2 separate regions of the Homo sapiens genome follow, and region 1 is linked to region 2. A link is an interaction called in ENCODE POLR2A ChIA-PET data of the cell type or tissue named here. Cell type or tissue: GM12878. All regions are shown on one strand.

Evidence for each region. Peaks named below come from ENCODE experiments on the same cell type or tissue, not always from the same donor. Only the 100,000 strongest peaks of a DNase experiment are listed, where the experiment ranks them.
Region 1: POLR2A ChIA-PET joins it to region 2 with 5 read pairs; 2 of 35 experiments call an interaction of 5 or more read pairs at or near these places.

The regions. Positions count from the first base shown.
Region 1 is chr14:95,522,050-95,527,049 of GRCh38, forward strand. No RefSeq gene overlaps it. Among named protein-coding and RNA genes, the nearest start is that of SYNE3, 7.9 kb to the left of the region's middle. RefSeq lists an enhancer at 1,743-2,037 and a cis regulatory region at 2,060-2,462. In GM12878, no CTCF peak of the experiment used is centred here; no DNase peak of the experiment used is centred here.
Region 2 is chr14:95,574,494-95,579,493 of GRCh38, forward strand. The region is part of intron 1 of LINC02318 (long intergenic non-protein coding RNA 2318); the gene reads left to right. Among named protein-coding and RNA genes, the nearest start is that of LINC02318, 3.4 kb to the left of the region's middle. RefSeq lists enhancers at 1,326-2,248, 2,249-3,170. In GM12878, no CTCF peak of the experiment used is centred here; a DNase peak (open chromatin) is centred at 2,758; H3K4me3 peaks cover 352 bases; H3K27ac peaks cover 869 bases.

The DNA of each region.
Region 1 (5,000 bases), 52 kb before region 2:
CATCTTACAAGACAATGGTACAGTATCACAGCTAGGAAACTGACAGACACCCACACGACACAAAACGCTTCCGTCACAAGGATCCCGCATGCTGCTCTTCCCCCTTTCCCCATTCCCTCCTTAAACTCTGGCAGCCACTCCTCTGTTCTCCTTTCTATAATTCTGTCATTTCAAGAATGTGATAATAATGGAATCACACGGTGGGACTGCCCTTCTCCACTCAGGGTAGTTCTCTGGAGCGTCACCCAGGCTGGCTCCCGTATCGAGTCTGTGCCTCCTCGTTGCTGAGCAGCAATCCACAGTGTGACGGATGCATCACGGGCTGGGTCACCCTTCCCTTGTTGAAGGACATCCGGGTTGTTCCTGGTTTTTGGCTATTATCAATAAAGCTGCTATAAACATTTTGTACGCACATGTGTGTCAATATACATCTTCACATCTTAAGTTTCAGCTGTTGGATCTAATACCCACTTACAATCCCATACCATCAGATTTCTCTTACTTTTTCCTAGTGATGAACGCAGCTAGTGATGAAGGATGTTTAAGTGTCCAACAGTTGCCCAGGATTGGGTCTTGAGTTGCAGAAATCTAACAAAAACCAGTTACATGGTTCTTGCCATCAAGAAATTTACAGTCTGTTGGGGAAGTGACATTAAGACACACGAATCATTCACAGAACTAAGTAATGCTGCATGTCATCAAATGCGAGACTGCATGGTACAAAACTGACTTGTAGAGGAACCCAGAGACAGGAAAGAGAAGTGACAACACGAGTGTTTGGGGAGTCCTCTGGATAAGATGTGAGATATATCTCAAATGATGGACACAAATAATGATATTTTATATTTATTAAGGGCTTACCTACCATCTGCCACACACTGTTCTAAGCCTTTACCTATATTGTTAATTTAACCCTCATCATCACCCTTCAGGATAGCTCCTATTATCATCCCATTTTCCAAATGAGGGAAAAAAGGTGAAAACTTGGCCATTCACCCAGCTATTATGTGACTCACCTAGGGTACACACTCAGGCAGTCTGACCCCAGCACCCACTCCATCGCTGTGGATTCTGTCTCATAGCAATAGTGGTCATGATTCAATTCCATTCTGTTTCTTAGGTTATATTTTCCACACACAGCATATGCTATAGCTATGCTGAGCCTTCTGGAGGAAGGTTATTGATAAGTTCAAACACTGTTCAAACAAACCAGCACCACTGTTAGTAACGTAACAGGTGAGAAGTCTGTGTGTGATGTATCTGCTGGGGTGTGTGTGTGTGTGTGTGTGTAAACAGCAAGGCTGAAGCCTCCAGTTGTGTGATTATCTGTATATGCAGCAAAACACGCACACACCACACACATCAAAGTTCCCAGCTCTATATGATAAAACACAGAAGCAGCTGAGCCCATTTCAGATAATGAATGTGGTTTTGTATTCTCTGAATTGCTACATACCAGGAAAGTCACTTCCAGGCTCAGCTACCTCCTGAGTTGCTAAACATACAAGATGTGTGATCACGCTTCGCTCACAGCACTGATGGCTGCTCACCCTTTCAGCTGTATCATTTCGGTTAAAACAACAGCATACCACGAGCCCGGCATGTTTGCTTGCTTTTGTTTTGAAATCTAAATGCAGCCTTGATAATGTCGGTGCTTCCATCGATGGGGTGGGTGGCAGAGTGAAAAGCTCCCTGGATCAACATCTCCTGACTTGCTGTCTCTCTGAGCTCTGCATTTCCCAGTCGGCTGGGCAGAGGCGAGCCATCTCACCTCCTCCTGTCTCCACATTTAGAAAATGGGGCCAGTTCTTCCTGTTTTCCCTGTAAGAGCTGCATGAGATTCACATAAAGATGATGAAACGCACTGCAAACTTTAGATTCTGTGCAAATGTGTACGACTATGGTAAATTAAACCCTCCGCTTACTATGCTTCCAAAGAATGCTTCACGACAGACACCAACTCAGGAAGAGGCTGTGAGTAAGGAAGACTTCCCCACTAGGGAGGAAAATGAAGCTTTCCGTGTTTTTTTTTTAATCCCTGGAGACATGTTTTTGAACGTTGCTGAAGTGTTCTCTCCTTGCTTTGACAAGTGTGGCTGTTCTGAACATGTGATCATATTGGAATCGCTGTGTGATAGGCAGAGTGCCCAGGAAGCCAGGGAGGCTCTGAACCCAGCCCTGGCAGACACACGGAGGTGTGGCCTTTGTACCCTCTTTAGGGCAGTGGAACCCATGCAGGGCACCTGCACCACCCCCACCCATCCCATATGAGCAGCCGGTGCTTGGCTCTTCCGGGAAGCCCACACTTGGGGCCCAGCCCTGTCCCTCTATCCTAGCGGCATGGGCTGGTAAATGCCAAATAGGTCCATGTATCTTATAAAACCTGCTGCTCTTGATGATAATTCTTGACAGCCCAGGACACTTCCCTAACAGAGAAAGTTGTTTCATTGCAGTAGTCTAGTTCCAAAACCTTAGAATCTTATTGCCAACAACTGGCATGGAACACATGCAGAACAAACATTTTCCAACAGGACTGCCGCAGGTCCTTGCAATGGCAATAGCTGCAGCACCTGGCCTAAGATTTTAAAGAACTTTCATCCTAAATTTCTTCTTTGATGTTGTAGACTTGGTATGCAGAGAAAAATGGCCAGTGTCGCTAAATGCACCTCCTGGTTAATTACAAAGCCCTATTCAGCAGACAGAAGCAACCTCTATAAACAGGCAAGAGGTGTCCTCAGGTATTTCAAAGGTCTCGGCTAGCACCATGCCAATGGGATGAGTGCACCAGCTTCAGCAATCAAGCTTGTTTCATCATCCAAATGGAAACATTTCTGCAAAATGACTGGACTCTATCTGCTCTGTTCACTAACTACAGAAATGGCCTAAAACAAAGGTTCACACACAGACAAAAGTAACAGCCAGAAGACACCTGACAAATTCACTGGCCCAACTCTATCACGTTGCAGAGCCCCTTAGAGGTGAAGCGAAGCGCCCAAGGGCAGCAAACACTGATTGCATCAGCCCACACTGTGTTTACCTCCATTGCAAAATCCACGAGACCCTGGGTCCTTACCTGGCCTCTCTCTGTGGCTTCCTTTTTTTTTTTAAGAGACAGCCTTGCTCTGTTGCCCAGGCTGGAGTGCAGTGGTACTATCATAGTTCACTGCAGGCTAGAACTCCTTGGCTAAAGTTATCTTTCCACCTCAGCCTCCCAAGTAGCTAGGACTATAGGCACACACCACTGCTCCCAACTAACTTAAAACTTTTTCTAGAGATGGGGCCTCACTATGTTGCCCAGACTAGTCTAGAGCATGTGGCCTCAAGCAATCCTCCTGCCTCGGCCTCCCAAAGCTCTGGGACTACAGGTGTGAGCCCTCATGCTCAGGCCCTCTGTGGCTTCTGGTAAATTCCTCTTCCCTAAAGCACTTGCTCCTAGTTCTCCTCATGGCCTGTCCCTCCCCAGCGATATGCGTTCCCCAGGTTTTCTTCTCTGCACTCCTTCTTGCCCCCCCACCCGCCCAAATCTCCTTTATCAATAGATCCAGACCCGTAGAGGCAATAATCTGCATACTCTCTCCCTTTATTTCAGACATAACCTGATGATTTAGATGTTCCTCAGGCACCTGGAAACAGAAATGTCCAAAAGTAATTCCTGAACTTACCTTTCCAATCCTCCTTCCCCCTCCCGCTGTATTCCCTGCATCATCAAGTGCAGTCAGTGGCTAAGCAAAACCCTAGGAATAAGCCTGAATCTTCCCCTCTTCCTCCCAGCCCCCTCCCCACAGTCAGCCAGTCACCAAATGCTGTCATCCCTACCTTCAAAGAACTCAGCTTGCAGCAGTGCCCTTCCCCCATGCCCCCACCCCAATACCTGCAAAGGTTAAATCTGATGACCCTCTCCTAAGTGGCCCCGTTAGCTCGGCCACCTCCAATCCATCAACACTCCCGCAAGGGTGATCTCTCAAGCACTCTGCAGCTTACACTCCTCCTGGGACTCTCCCTCATCCAGAGGAGGAGAGCCCAGTCCCTTACCATCTGTCCTCCCCTCAGCTATGTCCAGTCCTGCATTTCTCAAGAAACGGCCTGGCATTCTCCCAGTGGACCCAGGGGCCTCTGTGCCTTTGCCCTGGTTGCTCCCTCTTCCTGGAATGTCCCTCCTTTTTATATAGAAGCACTTTACCCTTCTCTCAAAACTCAGTTCAAGTGTCACCCCCTACTAAGCTTTTCCTATCCCTTAGGCGCTGACTGAGCTTTTTCCGAGAGCTCCATTCCCTTCTCCAGTTCTCGGGGGCATTCTTGCATCTGTCCCCATCACAGGACTGCGAGGTCCTTGGGATTTGGCAGCCTCTTACTCCACTCTGTATCCTGCTTAGCGCAGAGCCTGTGGGTGCCTCACTGAATGTTTCTCCACCTCCTATGGCACCTGTGCTCGATATTATGAGTTTCACACAATTTGGGATTTGCTGAGATCCTGCTCTGTATTGTTCACCAGGTTATGTATTCTTTATTCAAGAATTATCTATTGAACATATAGTAAGTGCCAGGGATGGCACTAGGGCACCAGGTTACAAAAATGAATCCTACCCAACTAGAAGTTGATGGCCTAGTGTGTGCGTGGTGGGGGTGGGGGGAGGAATAAACAGATACAATTACAATGCATACACTCCCTGAAGAGGTTCTGATCCCCAACCACTGTGAAACAGGGCTGGGTAGTAGCACAAGTGAGGTGGTTATATTCTTTGAGGCCTCTAATTGTGTGTCCTGGGTTGACATCAGCATTTGCAGAACCACTTTATGGACGGCCCTTTCTGACGTAACGTCGGCTGAGCTCTCTTATCAAGCCCACTGGTTTACACAGTTAGAAAAATTCAACTTTACACCAGTATTATTCAGTCCCTCAACACCTGATGAAATGTACTAGGTATTTCCAAGGTGTCTTCCAAGTACTAACATGAAGTATGTAACAGAGTTAGAATAACTTTATCTGGCACAATGGAGTA
Region 2 (5,000 bases):
AGGGAAAGGCAGATTGACATATTACAAGTACTGGGGCAGGCCGGGCACGGTGGCTCACTCCTGTAATCCCAGCACTTTGGGAGGCCGAGGTGGACGGATGAAGAGGTCAGGAGATGGAGTCCATCCTGGCTAACACGGTGAAACCCCGTCTCTACTAAAAATACAAAAACAAAATTAGCCGGGCGTGGTGGCGGGCCCCTGTAGTCCCAGCTACTCAGGATGCTGAGGCAGGAGAATGGCGTGAACCTGGGAGGCGGAGCTTGCAGTGAGCCGAGATTGCACCACTGCACTCCAGCCTGGGCGACAGAGCGAGACTCCGTCTCAAAAAAAAAAAAAAGGACTGGGGCAAAGTGGGCAATGTTGCTGTGCCACAAAGAAACCGAGAGGGGGACTGTCATGAGATAAGGTTGAAGTTTGCAGGGCCAAAGCAGGGGGCTGGCAATCCTTAGTGCCAGTTAGAATCACCTGGAGATTAAATATATATAAACATATAGTTTGTATATATTTATATATAATATATATTTAATATGTTTATACTGATATAAGTATATATCAGTATAAATATATATTTAATATATCAGTATATAGAAACAAATATTTAAATATATAGATATATTTTATATTTTTATAGATATATATTATATATAATATAGAAAAATCAATAAAAATATATACTGATAAAATATATCAGTATACATGTATATATACACCAGTATATATAAATATATATTAGTATATTATATATATACTGATGCTCAGACCTCATCCCAGATTAACTGAATCAGAATCCCTTGGGATTGGGCCAATATGATTCCTATATGCAGTCAGGGTTGAGAACCGCTGGGCCTTGACCATGCAGGGCCTTGTCAGCCATGATCTTTATCCTGATCAATGGGAAGATCCCAAAAGGTGGTGGGTTCTCTGGCTGTAGGGTGGGGAAGTGATTGGAGGGGTCAGGAATTGAGGCAGAAAATCCTGTAGGCAGCTATTTTAGCAGATCAACATGCTACTGGCTTGCTGAGCATGGGAAGGGACAAAAACTGGTTCTGTACTTGCTGGTGAGATTCTCCAGACTGACCCCACTCAGTTCCTCACATCTGCCATCTTGCTCTGGATTTTCCTACTCCCTGTTGGTTCCCTTCAGCTGGGCTCTGTCCTCGTGTTCATCTGCCCTGGAAAGTTTCCTGCTAATGAACCCTCCCCAGTACCCATCCCTCTTTCTCCTGGGCAGATGGATGCAGCCATTCCACATCCCTGCAGAGGCTATTCTGGCAGAACCTAATATCCTAAACTCCTTAAGTACCCTGAATTTTAAAATTGTGATTGTATTTGGCAGTGTTAATCAAAAATTGGAAGTACTGGAATTAGAACCTTTGGCCAGAGACTCTCCGAGTTGAAAGCCCTCCCTTAGAAATAGCCTCTTCCAACCCCTGAATTTCATTATCCAAGAAGATCCATGAGCTCTGGAGAGTTCAGGACCCAGGTCTCCTAAGGACTTCTGCTTCCCTGGCTTTCCTTCACATCTTTCTGTCCTAAGGATTTAAGACCATGAATTTGCAAATGCTCTGCCTGAAGTGTGTACTGAAGCTCTGGAGACCTCACCCGGATTCCCAGGGCCATAATTATCATAATAATGTACAAACGAGAATCTTTCTGTAAATTTAAACCACTGCATTTTCACTTCTTGCTTTGAATTTGGTTTTCTTGCAGCTGCTCCCTCCAGGGGAGCCAGAAGGCTTATTGTCCCAAGGCAGGAGAGGCTGTGTGAGACCTGGTTTTGAAAGCTTTGAGAAGAGAAGAAGTGCTGGGATTCCTTTATCTCCTCCATTAGCATATCAAGGACAAAGCCTAGAGGCTCTTAGGGATCCCCATGGTCTGCTTGGGGAAGACCAGGCCACCATTGAGAGTGGAGTCAGGGAGGCTCTGGGAGAGCAGCCAGCCCCATGGGAACCTAGAGAGTCATGGGAGAGAAAGGAGGAGGTACTAGAGGTTGGAAGGCCAATGAGGCAGAAGCTTGTTTTCTGATTTTTCTTCCTGGGCCCAAGTCTGGAAGATAGGGTGTTGGATCCATGAGGATATTCATGGCAAGGAGGAGGCTGTTGCCTCTGGCCCTGGAGCCCACCTTCAGAAAGGTGCCAGGAGGGTCAGCTGAGGAACCTTAAGTTTTCGCTTTCTCCTGAGTGGTACAGAGGCTGAATGAACTGCCCAAGGGCCTGGCCTGGGCAAGGGAAGGTGGCACTCAGGCCAACGGGCTGGCTGGAGGTGACAGCAATGGCAATCCAAGAGGGATCCTGCACCTCTAACAAGCCCCAAGATCAGACTGAGAGTTACCCTGGCCCCCAGGGGCTCCAGGGGCAGAGGTGACTGTGGGGACCCATGCATGCCAGGGGCACATCCAGGTGTTACTGGTGGAAGGTGTCCAGGTTCTTGGCGTCTTGAACAAATAATTGGACAAAACGCACAAAGTGAGGAAAGCAAAAGCACAGATTTATTGAAAATGATAGTACACTCCACAGTGTGGGAGCAGGCCGGAGCATAGGGGCTCATGAGCCCTGGTTACAGAATTTTCTGGGGTTTCAATACTCTCTAGACGTTTTCCACTGGTTACTTGGTATATGTTCTATGTATATGAAGACAATGAAGATAAGTTACAAAGTCATTTACTCAGAATGTGCCCAGAATATGTAAATGGAGAGGATGTTATTTGGTGTGTGCGGTCTATGTAAATGCAGAGGACGAATATGAAGTTACAAAGTGTAAATGGAGCGGATGTCACTTGGCGTGTGTGGTCTATGTAAATGGAGAGGATGTCACTGTGTGTGCGGTTTATGTAAATGGAGAGGATGAATGTGAAGTTACAAAGTGTAAACGGTGTAAATGGAGAGGATGAAGTGAGGTTACAAAGCCATTTATATTCCATTTGATTTTGTTCTAGGAAGTCAGCATGGATCAGCCTTACGTTCATGGCCTCCAGGCCCTATTCTCCTGCCTCACAGGGACCGGCCAGGATCTCTATCCTTACAGCACGTTGGAATGTATATGCTCCTCTCCCCACATCGCCTTAGGGAGCAGGCAGGTGTCAGGGGCAGCACAAGGACGGCCAACAGGACAGGTGCATAAGTAAGACTGATACAATTTGAGGGCTCAGCTCTGAGAATACTCTAAACAGGATCCAAATAACATTGTTGCCTCCTAACCAGCAGGTGGGAGCTCAAGAGAAAGACTAGACTTGTTCCACATTAAATAAGTAATAGTATTTTTTCCCTTGAACATCTTGATCATAATATCAATTAAATGTGTGGCCCTGATTCAATAGCTACCATTTATTGAGCATCTATTTTGTGCCAGACTTGCTGCTGGTATTTGATAGTGCAGTGCCTGACAAGTAGACACACTGGCTTAAATGTCATTGTTACTGGTATTATTGTTACAATGATGTTTTAATCCTCCCAATGTAATTAAGCCTTTATTATAAAGATCATAAGATGTTCACTTTACTTATTTCCTTGTCCTTTTCTTCCTCCGTGCATGCTTGCTTGCACGAGGGAAGTCACTAGTAATTGATTAACTTCCTACCCTAACCCCCAGGGCTGCCTGCAAGATTGATGAACTGTTTTTCTTTCAAAGAACAATGATCCTTAGGTCATGCAGACCTCCTTGATAGCATCTAGGAGTTTGTTTGGGCCGAGGAACTCAAACAGTTTTGAGTATTGGGGGAATCCATCTCCTGCATACCTGCTTTGCTCATAAAAGCCCCCAGTTATGTTAAAAGGCAGATTGGATTTGAGAGGCTGCTTCTCCTGCCTTCTTGCTTTAGCCGAGTCAAATAAACCTTCCTCTGCTTCTAAGTGCTGATGTGTCGGTGTTAGGTTTGCTGTATATCAGGTACATGAACCCAAAATTTGGGGTTTGATAACACTAACAGCTCTGCACAGTAAATATTGTCATCCAGTCTTACTAATGGGGAAAACATGTGCACAGGACTTGCCCAAGGTCACACATTTAATCAGTGGCAAAGTCAGAGTTAAAAATATTTATGTACTTTTTTTTGTTTTTATAATTCAAGGATGTATCACTATTTTATGTACCACGAAGAAAGAAAAACAGCTAACTATTAAACTATAATACAGTATTTCCTTCGCATTTAGAATTTTTGTTGTAAACTCATTATAAAGAGCTCTTTTAAACTCAGTTAGACATAGGCTTTGCTTATTTATTGTGCTTTTGCATATATAGAAAAGAAAATATGAGTGAAATAAATTGGTTAATTATTTTAAAAATATCTTCACCTTCAAACCCTTCTTCTTTTTTTAAATATTGTTTTTAATCATATGATTATCTCAATAGAGAAACCCTACTTCTTTTTTTTTTTTTTTTTTTTTTTTTGAGAAGGAGTCTTGCTCTGTCGCCCAGGCTGGATTGCAGTGGCGCGATCTCGGCTCACTGCAAGCTCCGCCTCCCGGGTTCACACTATTCTCCTGCCTCAGCCTCCCGAGTAGCTGGGACTACAGGCGCCCGCCACCATGCCCAGCTAATTTTTTGTATTTTTAGTAGAGACGGGGTTTCACTGTGTTAGCCAGGATGGTCTTGATCTCCTGACCCAGTGATCCGCCCGCCTCGGCCTTCCGAAGTGCTGGGATTACAGGCTTGAGCCACCGCGCCCAGCCGAGAAATCCTACTTCTTTTAAATAACTTTCCAACTCAGAGTTACAGATATCCTCTGTGTGATCAAGGGTGTTGGCAATGCAATATTAAAAAAAAAAAAACTTTATATTTTGGAACAATTTCAAATTTAGAGAAAAATTGCCAGAATAGTACAAAAATTTCCTTTATACCCTTCAGCAGATTCCCACATTTTTTATCTGATTACATCACCTTATCATTATCTGTGTGTGTGTATGTATGCATGTATGTGTCCATGTACGTTATTATTTTCTGAATCAGTTCAGGTAAGCGGCAGACATGACGTCCCTTTATTCCTAAATACTTCAGCATGATTT